2 separate regions of the Homo sapiens genome follow, and region 2 is linked to region 1. A link is a contact called in ENCODE Hi-C or POLR2A ChIA-PET data. All regions are on one chromosome and are shown on one strand. Each heading gives the region's core, a stretch centred on a gene start or an enhancer-like site at or near the end of the contact. The rest is flanking DNA. Distances are from core to core; before and after follow the strand shown. Region 1 has its middle 17 kb from the start of ATP8B4. Region 2 holds the start of GALK2 (galactokinase 2).

What was found. A loop is a pair of places that touch in the nucleus more often than their neighbours do. ChIA-PET counts read pairs that join two places held with the same protein, here RNA polymerase II (POLR2A). Pooled maps may share reads with other maps.
Region 2: a loop to region 1 is called in a pooled map, with 4 times the contacts of the local background. The contact joins the promoter of GALK2 here to the enhancer-like site in region 1. A Hi-C loop is called at or near these places in 6 of 50 pooled maps. POLR2A ChIA-PET finds 5 or more read pairs at or near these places in 2 of 52 experiments (activated CD4-positive, alpha-beta T cell and activated naive CD8-positive, alpha-beta T cell).

The regions. Positions count from the first base shown.
Region 1 is chr15:50,132,111-50,139,363 of GRCh38, forward strand. It overlaps a transcript of ATP8B4 not described here. Among named protein-coding and RNA genes, the nearest start is that of ATP8B4, 17 kb to the left of the region's middle. RefSeq lists an enhancer at 5,141-5,647. Within about 2 kb of position 2,806, at least 4 of the 41 ENCODE cell types and tissues checked have a DNase peak (open chromatin) inside an H3K27ac peak, as active enhancers do.
Region 2 is chr15:49,164,320-49,171,572 of GRCh38, forward strand. It overlaps GALK2 (galactokinase 2), which reads left to right and starts at 5,928. Exons shown (of 10, transcript NM_002044.4): 1 at 5,928-6,056. The coding sequence starts at 6,004. It overlaps MIR4716 (microRNA 4716), which reads right to left and starts at 4,834; the gene lies at 4,751-4,834. RefSeq lists enhancers at 5,340-6,244, 5,876-6,115.

The DNA of each region.
Region 1 (7,253 bases), core at 1,556-4,055:
CAACTTGAAAATAAACAAGTTATTGGCAATATTTATTTAAGTACAGGCTGTATTACTATTAAATAATTAGTATTCTGTTTCATGACTTTCATAATAAAAAGTACAGGAACAGCCATCCTAAGCTTGCATTGGTAATATGAATATTAATTAGATATGGATTCTTTTATGGATCCATAAAAAAGTGGGTGAAGGACATGAACAGACGCTTCTCAAAAGAAGACACTTATGCAACCAACAAACATGAAAAAAGGCTCATCATCACTGGTCATTACAGAAATGCAATTCAAAACCACAATAAGACACCATCTCATGCCAGTTAGAATGGCGATCATTAAAAAGTCAGGAAACAACAGACCCTGCAGAGGATGTGGAGAAATAGGAACGCTTTTAAATTGTTGGTGGGAGTGTAAATTAGTTCAACCATTGTGAAAGACAGTGTGGCAATTCCTCAAGAATCTAGAAGCAGAATTACCATTTGACCCAGCAATCCCATTACTGGGTATATACTCAAAGGATTATAAATCATTCTACTATAAAGACACAGGCACAGATATGTTTACTGCAGCACTATTCACACTAGCAAAGACTTGGAACCAACCCAAATGCCCATCAGTGACAGACTGGATAAAGAAAATGTGGCACATGTACACCATGGAATACTATGCAGCCACAAAAAAGGATGAGTTCATGTCCTTTGCAGGGACATGGATGAAGCTGGAAGCCATCATTCTCAGCAAACTAACACAGGAACAGAAAAGCAAACACCACATGTTCTCATTCAAAAGTGGGAGTTGAACAATGAGAACACATGGACACAGGGAGGGGAACATCACACACCAGGGCCTGTTGAGGGGTGGTGGGCTAGGGGAGGGATAGCATTAGGAGAATACCTAATGTAGATGATGGGTTGATAGGTGCAGCAAACCACCAATGGCACATGTATACTCATGTAACAAACCTGCACATTCTGCACATGTATTCCAGAACTTAAAGTATAATTTTTAAAAAACTTGAAGTTTTGTACATACAATGGAATATTATTCAGCCATGAAAATGAAGAAAATCCTTCCATTTGTGACAACCTAGATCAGCCTGGAAGACATTATGCTAGGTGAAATAGACCAGAAACAGAAAGATAAATACTGTATAATTCTCACTTACATGTGAAATCTAAAAAAGTCAAACTCACTGGGCATAGTGGCCGACACCTATAATCCTAGCACTTTGGGAAGCAAAGGCAGGAGGATTGCTTGAGCCCAGGAGTTTGAGACCAGCCTGTGCAATATGGGGAAACTTCATCTCTACAAAAAAAAAATTACAAAAAACTAGCCAGGCGTGGTGGCATGTGCCTGTAGTCCCAGCTACTCAGGAGGCTGAGTAGCTACTCAGGTGAATCACCTGAGTCTGGGGAGGTGGAGGCTGCAGTGAGCCATGATCACGCCACTGCATTCCAGCCTGGGTGACAGAGTGAGACCCTGTATCAAAAATAAAAAACAAAAATAAATTAAAAATAAGAAAGTCAAACTCACAGAAGCAGAGAGCATAATAAGCAGTTGCCAGGGGCTGGGGTTAGAGAAATGGGGAGATGTTGGTCAAAATTTATGAACTTTCAGTCATAAGATGAATATGTTTTGGAGATCTAACATACAACATGATGATTATAGTTAATAATACTGCATTGTATACTTGGAATTTGCTAAGAGAGTAAATCTTAAGCATTCTCTCCACACACACAAAATAATGAGCCAGGTATGGTGGTTCATGCATGGAATCGCAACACTTTGGGAGGCCAAGGCAGGAGGATCGCTGAGGCCAGGAGCTTAAGACCAGCCTGGGCACCATAGCAAGACCCCACCTCTATAAAAAATAAAAATTTAAAATAAAAAAATGGTAACTGTGTGGTGATTGGATATGTTAATTAGCTTGATTATGGTAACTATTTCACAATGTATATGTATATCAAATCATCACATTGTATACCTTAAATATAGATAATTTTTATTCATAAATTATACCTCAGTAAAACTAAGGAAAAATAAATTAATATGTAAGAATGATAGACTGTCAGTGAGAGGGAAATGGAAAAAAAGAAAAATAGACTGTCAAAAGTAAAAATAAATAAAAATTAAAAGTTGGAGTTTAGCAGAAGAAATAAAACATAATGTAAAAATAACTATGGCAAGTAAACTATGCAATGATCAGCGCTCTTATAAAGGTGGAAAGAAAGTTGCAATGGGAAAGAAAGGCAAGTGAGAAGAGGGTCAAGATCAGAGCAGACTTTGGGGAAGAGAAAGCTCTTGAGCTAGTCCTTGAAAATTGGTGTGATTCCTGTATACAACAATAAGGAGTGAAAGCCATTCAAGTAGAAAGAACAGCAGGAACAAAGACAGAGAAGTCAGAAAACAGAGTATCTGCAAAGAACATCAAATACTGTACTTCAGTCTATCTGGCAAGTGGAGTGCATAGGAGATAACGGGAAATCAGGGGAAAAAACATATGTTAGGGTTAGATTATGACCCTTACAATTATCCTAGTACATGACAATAATAGCCTAAGGCAGTGTCAACAAGAATGGAGAACAAAGTATAGATTCAAGAAATATTCCAAATATAGAACTGACAACATTTGGCAACAGAAGGGGAAGGAAGAGGTAAAATGTCAAAGATGATGTCACATTCTTTGCCCTAATGGCTAGGGGAATGTTGGTGGCATTGACAAAAATAAGGAGAGTGAACGTGGAACAAATTCTGGTCCATCTGTTTGAGTTCTGCATACCAATGCTCAGCTAGCTCATCACAAAGCAGAAGTAGAGAACATTTCAAGCTCAACAGTCACTCTGTGACTCATCAGATGTGAGGGTGAAGTTATTTTTACTCTCACAGCAGTAAAACAAAACCTGAACATTGTTAAAAAGATTCTTCAGGTTTTCTGAATGTTCAAGTGGGTTGTCTAGAACAACAAGCCTTAACTTAGAGCCTCAAAATCTAATCTTAGAGGAAAATTTAAATGGTTTTATGTCCCCAGTCCTTTAGTCCTTAGCTGGTTGAAATCTAAAAGCTATCTTTTCTCCTTTTGAGATATGAGTGTGACACATCATTCATCTCTAAACTTTCTCAGTTTTCTCTTCATTAAATATTTAGTGTGACAAATTCAGCTTGTAGGTTGATAAGGAGGTACTCTACATTTCATTATCTGGATTTTCCCTCCAACAATATTCTGAATAGTTTTTCCATATTGCTCTCAATCTTTAACCACTCCACCATCACTTGACGGTGTCACACTTCAGAGAACCTTTCATTTTAACCCCATTTCCATGAATCATTATCATTGCGGCTTGCGGGAATTGCTTGAGCTATACCCAGAGCATCTGACCTGTCATATCTGCCCGAGATCACTTTATGTGACCTTTTATGTGCACATATGGCCACGCCCCTAGACATTCTGTAAATCTAAACTAAGTATGGGGAACAAACTCATTAAAAATCCAAGCACAAGAATTCCAAATGAGACTTTACCTGGTGGCACAATAAGCAAATGCTTTCCGCTAAACAAGGAATTGGAGTCTACTTTCTGGACATATTTTCACCAGTCATAATAACTGAAACCTGACATACATAAAACTGTAACTAAATACCTATGCCGTTGAAGCAGAGTACCATAAAGAGAAATGTCCTAGGCTCCTCTTATATCCAATGGGGAAACTTTCTATCCAATTAAGGGAACACACATGTAGCTTCAAAGGGCCTACAGAAGAATGCTAAATTCTCACTGGTAAACTCATATCTCCCCAAAATTAAACTGAACGGTCCTCTGACGTTTAATAATTCTTTCATGTACATTTCAATGAAAGGTGAAGCTGTTTTATTTAATCCAACCTTGAGCGTGGATACTTTCCTCTTCCGAACTATTGATATAACCATGACATTTAAATGCACACGAGTAGCAGCAATTCCATTTGGATCCCCTGATTGAGTCGATTACTGTGATGTTAAGCATGCCCATTCCATCCCAGAGTTTAAGTAAACAAGACCACCCCTCTCTGCTCTTAGCCCAGGATTTATGAGGGCCGTGTGTCTGGCACTCAGGGAGATGTTGGCTTTCTCTCACCAGTGATTCCATATACAACACTGTCATATAATTTTTAGATTTTTCAAAGACTTCAAAGTTCACAGCCTTCTGTGAAGTTGCTATCTGGGCATGTTTATCATGGCAAGGACTAAAGGCAGGAGGGCTATGCAGAAACTTCAAACTGTGGGCACTTCACAAATGCATTGTGTGCATCTATAAAATGTCAAAACATCCAGGAGAAAAATTAAAAAGCCAGTCAGTTCACCACTCATACAGGGATAAAGCCAGGCTGGGGCAAATGTGGCTTAAATGTTGGGTTGTAAAGACTGTTTGATTTTTCCATGATCAAGATATTGTATCCTAATTGTTTCCTTTGCTAAATGAGCAGTGCTTAATTGCTAAGTAGAAATTAGTTCACTTCCTCCCTTCTCTCTTTTTGAAAGTGAACAGATGTCCCATTTGGGGGGTTTACCCTTTGTGATGTGGTACTGAGAACACAGGACAAACTTTGTGTGTCTTAAGAGGCCACACTGCTTGATGGTGAGCGTGGGGCTCTGGAGTCAGACTGGCCTTTGTGTGAAGCCCAGCTCTGCCACGCAGCAGCTGAACACCACCAGACAAGTTACCCTGTGTGTCTCAGTTACCCCGTCTGTAAGATGGGGTTGATAGTAATGGTACTACCTCATTAAGCTGTGAGGATCCAATAAAATAATGTGCTGAGTACATGAAAAGTATTCCATACATATGATTTTATTATTATAATTGAAACACTGGACAAAAGAAATGAAAGTTCTTTTCTTCAGTTCAGGGATGAATCCCTGAAACATCAGTAAGGATTCTCTTATTTGGGTTCTGAATTCTGTATCCCCATAGCTTTTGGACATATTGATGTCCTACAATGCATCAAGCACTGTGCAAGAGGCTTCTCAAATATATTAGTCACAGAATCAAGCAACATGCTAGCACTGATTTAACGTCAATCTTCCCAAAAATACTATCTCATTCACTCTCTTTACATTCCATTCATCCAACAAGGATCTATTATGAGCCAGCCAATGGGTTACCCAAGTGGAGTTACCTAATATCCCTGGCTCTTACCAATCAAAGTAAATTCTTCTAGAAAAGGAATGTTTTGAGAGAAGCTGTCTAGATCCTCCATGTTAGCCGGCACATTCTGGAAGGCTCTTCAGAGGGTTAGCAGGTTATCAGACATCTTTCCATGCAGTCCTGACTGAGGAGAGCCACTGTGTCCTTTGCATGCTGAGCATCACTGTGCGTCATCATGACTCACAAGCGATCAATCACCGAATGACATTTAAACATCTTGACTAACTACCAGCAGCATTTTGCTTCAGTTATTGGAAGTGTCTCAGAGTGAATGTGCTCTAAGATCTGAATCACTGTCTCTGAGGGCAACAATGCAAATTGCCAAGAAATGCATAACAAACAACCACGGCACAAGACTAGCCTTGTTGCATGTCACTGTGCACCATGAGGCATCTGATGTTTCTGCCTCCTTAATCATGCTCACGATGCTTCTTCTTGTGAAGTGACGCACATGATCCTTAGAGACATATACAGTGTTAGAGCTGGGAGGGTCGTCATCTTGAAGATGAGCTGATCATCACAGAGAGGAGTGGAAGGAAGCTAACATTTATTAAATTCCAGGACCCAGGTCTCCTGACTGCTACTTTAAGGATGTTTTCACTGTACCACATCTAGTGACAAGATTCTCTGCTCAGCTACTCCCTTATCAAAGTTCTCACTTACCAACTTAATTGTCAATATTTTAGTAATTGTGAGCTGTGAGCACAACCTGCCAACCGTAATGCTCATCTTAGTATCGCTCTAGCCACTGGATGAGAGATTCTATCACATTTTCATCCTTCAGCAATCTGTAAACCACATTGGGATAGCTTGTCTCATACCCTGGTGGTGAGAGGGTAGATTGGTGCAATCTTTCCAGAAGGCAGCACTGCAGTGTATCAAACACCCCATGCATGTGTCTACCTTGGGACTCAATCCTTCTGTTTCCAGGAATTTACACTAAGGAAATGATCTGAGGTGTGTCAAAGGTGTGTGTACATGATTAGCAAGGGACAGAGCATTGCAGGTCCAGATAGATACATATATAGATAGATAGATAGGTAGATAGATAGATAGATAGATAGATAGATAGATAGATAGATAGATAGGCAGTCCATGATAGACAGACAGACAGACAGAGAGATGATAGATAGATAGAGAGATAGACAGACAGATGATAGATAGACAGATGATAGACAGATAGATAGACAGACAGATAGATAGATACCTGAATAAATTATCTGCTCAGTCATTGGTTACCCACACCTAAACACCCTAAAAGGCACCACTGCCACAACTTAATATCCTAATAGGCATCATCTCCCACCTGGTGGCAGATACTGGAATTATACAATGCCAAGGATGAACTATTATCTAAGAAGCATACCTTGTAAAGTCAACTGAATTTCACTGACTGGAAATATCCTCATTTCAAACTAGAAATTAGAAATTTTTAAAATAAAAACATTACTTCCCAGTCACTTCTTATCTTTTTCTCCCTTTATTGTTCTCTTATACCCATACAACCGCCACTTTCTCCTAGTCTTACACCTTCTAAGAAGTCTGTCTGCATTGTAAATCCTTTTTATTTCCAAAGTCAAAGTAGCATGATAGGACTTAATTGCCGGTATAGGGGAAATTGTGTGAATAGATAAGGTAATTAAATGTGTCTGTTCTCATGCTGGCAAGGCTGTGGAAAAAACAATGCTTTTACACTATTGGTGGGAGTGTAAATTAGTTCAACCATTGTGGAAGACAGTGTGGCGATTCCTGAAGGATCTAGAACCAGAAATAACATTTGACCCAGCAATCCCATTGCTGGGTATATACCCAAAGGATTATAAATCATTGTACTAAAAAGACACATGCACACGTATGTTTATTGCAGCACTATTCACATTAGCAAAGACTTGGAACCAACCCAAATGCCCATCAATGACAGACTGGATAAAGAAAATGTGGCACATATACACCAAAGAATACCATGCAGCCATAAAAAGAATGAGTTCATGTCCTTTGCAGGGACATGGATGAAGCCGGAAGCCATCATTCTCAGCAAACTAACACAGGAACAGAAAACCAAACACCGCATGTTCTCA
Region 2 (7,253 bases), core at 4,678-7,177, 960 kb before region 1:
CTGGAGAGCATTAGCAAATGTATTCCAAAAAAAAAAAAAATTGCTTAAGATAATAACCACAATCAGCTCCTCATTGAGGTGGGCAACATTGGATGGTTATGACAAGGTGAGGAAAGAATTGTCTAGTTTGAAGATTCTTGGTACTATATTTAGTTTCTAGGTGAAGAAATAAAAAGGAAGGCTGGGCATGGTGGCTCATACCTGTAATCGCAGCACTTTGGGAGGCCAAGGCAGGTGGATCACCTGAGGTCAGGAGTTCAAGATCAGCCTGGCCAACATGGTAAAACCCCATCTCTACTAATCATACAAAAATTAGCCGAGCGTGGTGGCGCATGCCTGTAATCCCAGATGCTCCGGAGGCTGAGGCAGGAGAATCGCTTGAACCCAGCAGGCGGAGGTTGCAGTGAGCCGAGATCATGCCATTGCACTCAGCCTGGATGACAAAAGCAAAACTCCGTCTCAAAAAAAAAAAAAAAAAAAAAAAAAAGAAATAAAAAGGAAAAAACAAAATATAGTTTTAAATTGGGGCAATTTATCTGTAGTTTGGTCAGGCTAATGTACACTGTAAGCTTGAAATGCAAATTTCTAATTTCAGAGTCTAAATATTTGTTTCTCAGATTTCATTTTGATGATGGAATGTATACTAGATGCAGAGTTTGCATCAATTTTTGTAATATATTCATTTATTTACTTAACTAATTTTAATTTGCCATAATAGCAGGAGCTTTTTGTTTATGTTTATTGTTGTATCCCCAGTGCCTAGAATAGTGCTTAGAACATAGTAGCACAGAGAAACATTTGTTAAATGAATGAATGAATGATAGAATAATGGATGAAACATGGAATATGAATTTTAGTGGAGGTGACAGGTAATAAGTATAAAAATCAATAAATAATGTAATTTCAGATGGCCTTAAAGACAGCAAACCAGATTTAGGTGATAGAGAATAACTGGAGAGAATGTTGGGATGGTTTTTAAAATCTTCATAATAACCCTATGAAGTAGGTATTTTTATCTCCCTTTTTTAGAAGAGGAATTTCAGACTTGCCTAGGGTCACAAAGTAGTGGAACCACGCTAATCTGATTTCATTAATTTATTCCTTCATTAAACATTCCTTGAGTGCCTGCTCAACACTGAGCCAGAGTCTATAAAATCAGAGTAAAACAGTCTTTGCCTTCAGGGAGCTTATAATCTAGCTCTGTGCTGTCTAATATAGCAGCCACTTGTTTCTCATCATAATTGAGATATGCTGTAATTGAGATATGCTGGATTTTGGAGACTTATTTAAAAAAGTAAAATGTCAATAATTTAAAATATTATATTTAAAATGATATTTTGGTGTATTAGATAAAATATATTATTAAATTTAACATTTCTTTTTATTGTTTTGAAAGTGGCTTCTAGAAAATTTAAAATGGCATGTTTGACTTGCATTGTAGATTCTGATTCAGTAGGTCTGGGCCCAAGATAATGTATTTCTTTTTTTTTTTTTTTTTATTGAGACGGAGTCTTGCTCTGTCACCCAGGCTGGAGTGCAGTGGTGCCATCTCCGCTCACTGCAAGCTCCGCCTCCCAGGTTCACGCCATTCTCCTGCCTTAGCCTCCCGAGTAGCTGGGACTACAGGCGCCCACCACCACGCCCAGCTAATTTTTTGTATTTTTAGTAGAGATGGGGTTTCACTGTGTTAGCCAGGATGGTCTCGATCTCCCGACCTTGTGATCTGCCCGCCTCGGCCTCCCAAAGTGCTGGAATTACACTGCGCCCGGCCCAAGATAATGTATTTCTAAAAACTTTCAAGTGACGCTGATGCTGCTGTTCTGAGGACCACACTTTGAGTAGAAAAACTTAGACTAGACAGAAAACAAGTAATTAGAGTACTGATGTGATGCTTTGTATGACTGGGCAAGCAGAGGGTGCTTAGAGTCTTCGTTTTGTTTTGCTTTGTTTTTCACTCTGCAAAACAATCTATGTTCGGTTAAAGCATTTTTGCACAATTTTTATTTCCTCCATAACTACATAAATATAGATTTCTCTGATTCATGAGTTTATCTTTTGCCATTTAATGATTATATACACTAGAGAGCAGTATCTATTTTATGAACAGAAGAATAAGGGGCCGGGTGCAGTAGCTCACGCCTGTAATCTCAGCACTTTGGGAGGCCGAGGCAGGTGGATGGCCTCAGTTCAGGAGTTTGAGACCAGCCTGGCCAACATGTTGAAACCCCATCTCTACTAAAAATACAAAAATTAAGTGGCAGGCACCTGTAATCCCAGCTACTCGGGAGGCTGAGGCAGGAGAATCACTTGAACCCGGAAGGCGGAGGTTGCAGTGAGCCGAGATCGCGCCATTGCACTCCAGCCTGGGCAACAAGAGCGAGACTTGGTCTCAACAACAACAACAAAAAAGAAGGAATGTAACATCATTATAAAGAAGACATAAACAAGTATTACATATTATTTACTATAATGAGAAAATATCCAAAATAGGTCACTGAAGTAGATTCTCCCAATTGTGAACAATAGTTTTTATTGTAAGTCAAAATAGGAAATATTTTCCAGAGGTTGCACAAACAGATTAAACCACAGAAATAACATTATTTCAGATAAATGGTCAATCCCTCTGTGGTCTTAGACATTTAGTTTTGGGTAGAGAACATGGAAAACTTCCTGAAGGAAGTGATTTCTAAGCTGAGAAACATCAATAGGCACTAGCCAGGTCTGTAAGTCTCTAACACCCATGCTTTAACTCATATTTTGGATCAAGTTTTTGTATTCTTTCATTTTAGTGTTTGTTTTGTTTTTGTTTAGTTTGCTATAATATTTTATCTGAATGGAGACTAATATCCTTTGAGGAGAAACAATTTCAAGTTTATTAATTAGGTTTCTGTTTAAGACTCCATCATAATATACCATTTATTAGTTTATAATTCAGATTCTAAACCTATTGTAAGAGTGCCTACTTGCAAAAAGCAAAGAACCAGAGGTTCAGGATTTGTGAAAATAAAAATACTGTAAAATATAAATGTTTAAATATTTTCTTTTCTTTTTTTTTGAGATGGAGTTTCGCTCTTGGTTGCCCAGGCTGGAGTGCAGTGGCGTGATTTTGGCTTACTCAATCTCCATCTCCTGGGTTCAAGCGATTCTCCCGCCTCAGCCTCCCAAGCTGCTGGGATTACAGGCGCCCGCCACCACACCTGGCTATATTTTTGTAGTTTTAGTAGAGATGGGGTTTCACCATGTTGGCCAGGCCGTTCTCGAACTCCTGACCTCAGGTGATCTGCCCACCTTGGCCTCCCAAAGTGCTGGGATTATAGGCATGAGCCACTGTGCCCAGCCAAATGTTTAAATGTTTTCACTATTAGATATGTCTAATAAGAACTAAAGGAATATCTTCTTGAAATTGAAAAGGAAATAATATTTTTCTATCCCATAAGGATTGTTGGAAAGGTTTAAAGAGACAATAATATACGCAAAGTGCTTACTTAGCAAGATGCCTAGTATAAGGAAGGTAGTATAAGAAAGTAATGTTTTGTTTTTGGTGTCCATTTGGGGTTCTCTAGTAGTTTGGACAGGTTATTTTAAGAGTAATCCTTTATGAAAATTATAATGTACACATTTTATTTTGGGACAAGGATTCTAATCATTTCAATAATTTATTTTTAAGCACAGTTTACTGGGGTCTCAACAAAAGTCACATATTCAGAAGTAGTATGGCCTCTAGGCTAGGAGTCTAGAGACCTAGGTTTTAGTTCTAGCTCTGTTAATCCTGTTTTACTTTGTGCCAATCATTTCAAAAAAGGATGCTTTACTAATTGCTCTGTAAGGTGCTTTCTAGTCTGCATCGGTTTTGTTGAGACTGCAATAGCAATGTATCCAAGGTCCAAACTAATGATTTGCCATCTGGTTTCATTTAGCAAAGTTAATGTTCGGTCATCAAGTACATATTCAGTAGGAAGTATTCTTTTTCGAAACAGTTTCTACAGTCATTTTTTTTTAACCCTGTATAAAATGAGTTTATTTTGGACTGTTAAAAAAATTCAAAACTTTAAAATTTGTTATTTTTCAACTAATGCAAAAGAATATATTAGAAACATCTGAATAAAAAATGATTCTGGGCTGGGCACGGTGGCTCACACCTTTAATCCCAGAATTTTGGAAGGCCGAGGTGGGCTGATCACCTGAGGTCAGGAGCTCGAGACCAGCCTGCCCAGCATGGTGAAACCCCGTCTTTACTAAAAATACAAAAATTAGCTGGTGTGGTGGCGGCTGCCTGTATTCCCAGCTACTTGGGAGGCTGAGACGGGAGAATCGTTTGAACCTGGGAGGTGGAGGTTGTAGTGAACAGAGATCATGCCATTGCACTCCAGCCTGGGCAACAAAGAGCGAAACTCCATCTAAAAAAAAAAAAAAAGATTCTGTTCTTTTCTGTATTTACTGATGTCCCTAAACATTTTACATTTTTTTTTAAAATTTAGGTTATCTCCCTATTAAAACTATTTACAAGTGACAGTGATGACTCCTGTTACTCAAAATTAAACCAAAATGAACATCAAACTGGGATTTATTGGGGCCCAGAAACAAGAAGATATAATTCATTCATTTGAAAATGATAAAGAGGGACTGAAATAATAGTGAGAAAGCTGCCCTGAGACCAGAGTAACTTTGTTTCTTTGATGTATCATTTACAGTAATAACCCAACGGGGTGCCAAGGGGCTGCCACTCTTTGGCTATGCTTTATTGTCCATTCACACTTTGTCTCCATGTTTCCTTCCCCCTTCCTCCTGTATACATGTATACAGAAGGGGGAAGGAAACATGGAGACAAAGTATGCATATACATATAGAAATTCTGGAGCAGTAACTTACTGATGTATACAACTTATCGAATCTCTCTGAGTTATGCTACTACCCCTAGTGTGTTGGGCATGTTGGCTCAAACTTCCTTAATCAGGAAACTTTGGAATGGGTTTATTGCTAGCTGTCTTTGCTTGGGTTTAATCTCAATATTTCTGAGGTGCAAAGTGCACTAGATTGAGAGTTAATAGATCTGAATTTTAATTCCAGTTTTGTTCCCAATGATCACTGTGACCTCAGGCACATCATTTCACCTTTCGTCGTTCATTCAGTTTATCTTACCTATTCATTAAAAACCAATCTGCCTGCCCCCAGTTGCTTTCTAGTGGTAGTGATGATGGAGGTGGTGAGAGACACAATAAATACATAAGCAAATAGGAGAACTATGAAGGAAGGAAAAGTTAGTGATGTACTAGGGATAGTGTACTTTTGATAGGGCATCTAGGATTTCTCTAGATAAGTGAAAAATGAAGAGGTTTAACTGGATGCTAAGGGGTCTTGCACATTAAAAGGCATGTGTTTCCGTCTTTTCACTACTGTGTTCTAGGAAGGCCCACCAATGCCTCTAACCTGTAAATAAATGCAAATCTATTTAAATCAAGTGATACATCAATTTTATGTTGCTTGATTTGGAAGTAATCCGCAAAGAAGCAATAGCTAAACATTTTAGTGTTGTTTGGGGAGTAGCTGCTGAACAATAAAGACCAAAACCATAACTAAAAAACAAACAAACAAACAAAAAAACGCAGCCCGAGACAGATCAGAAACTAGGTGTATGTAGGGCGCCAGGTTATGACACTGTTCTCTGACATCCACAGGGCGCAAAAAGAAAACCTCACTAGTCAGCTTCGCACGTGCTCTGCGCAGGGGCTCCTGCGAGGCCCTAGTCCCTCCCTGGGAGCTAAGAGCAGGACGGAGGCTGTACCTGACTGCTGCTTGGAGGGAACCCTGGCTGAGTCCAGGGAGGAGGAGCCAGAGGAGGGGCCGATTGGAAGCAGCCACCTCAGCGAAGCTGCAGGATTTCCGCAGGGCGGGAGCTGTTTATCTCCCGGAAGAAAACGGCTCCTGTCACAGAAGTCTCGTGATTGCTCTGGGAGCTTTGCTTAGACACTTGAAACTACAGGAGAAAGAAGGATCTAGCGAAATATGGCTACAGAGAGCCCTGCTACGCGTCGGGTCCAGGTGGCAGAACATCCTAGGTGGGGGAGAGGAGACGCCGGGCTTTGGGATCTGCTGGGTTGGCTACGTGTAGATCGGGTCCACAGCACTTGGCTCCTCCCTTGGGGCGCTGCTTTTGGTCCCGGGGAGCAAGTGGAACCCTTGGGATTCTATAAGGACACGTGGCTGGGCTTGCAAAAAAGATCACGCCGCAAACACATTCTACCTTGACTACTACGAAGGGTTGTATGTTTTTTTCTTCATCCATGCAGATTCTTCTTTTCCTTTTCTTGTTGTAATTAGTGTACTCTTTCTACTGGGCTTCAGCAGAAATGCCCATATCCACACTGAACTCCTCTCTTTGTCTCGCATGCCAGTTGATACTGCTTTTTAAAAGTCTTCTTTCTAAATATTAATTGAAAACAAACACAAAAACCTTCTTGGTGTCTGCATCCTCTTTAAAACAAAACAAAACAAAAACACGAGAATCTCTGAACTGTCACTTAGGGAATTAATTTGCTGGCAGTCCCTAGCTACACAGTAACTAATAGTTTAGTGATGTCTCGGGGAGGATCTTTTCAGTTACAGGTACTTTGTAGAAATACTTCGTTCTGACTAATGGGGCTGAGGTCTCATAAAATGAAGTCTGTCACCTGCTACATTAGCGAAGGGCTTTCCTGACTCTCTGCTTTTGCTGTTTTTCTTTTCTTTTCTTTCTTCCTTCCTTTCTTTTTTCTTTTTCTTTTTCTTTTTTTTTTTTTTTTTGAGACGGAGTTTTGCTCTTGTTGCCCAGGCTGGAGTGCAGTGGCGCCATCTTGGCTCACCGCAACCTCCGCCTCCCAGGTTCAAGCGATTCTCCTGTCTCAGCCTCCTGAGTAGGTGGGATTACAGGCAGGCGTCACCACACCCGGCTAATTTTGTATTTTCATCAGAGATGGGGTTTCTCTATGTTGGTCAGGCTGGTCTCGAGCTCCTGAGCTCAAGTGATCCGCTCACCCTGGCCTCCCAAAGTGCTGGGATTACAGACGTGAGCCATCGCGCCCGGCCCTCTGCCTTTGCTGTTTTCAGTTTTTTTCTGTTAGTTTTTTTCTCTGGCATCAAGTCCTTAAGCTCTTCCTACTTGGTGGTTTATTACCACCGTGTGTCAGTTGATGATATTATACTTTACTACAACTTGAAAATGTTCTTTCATCCTTAAACCAGCAAACAGTGTGTCTTTAGTTACCAGAAAGAAGCAT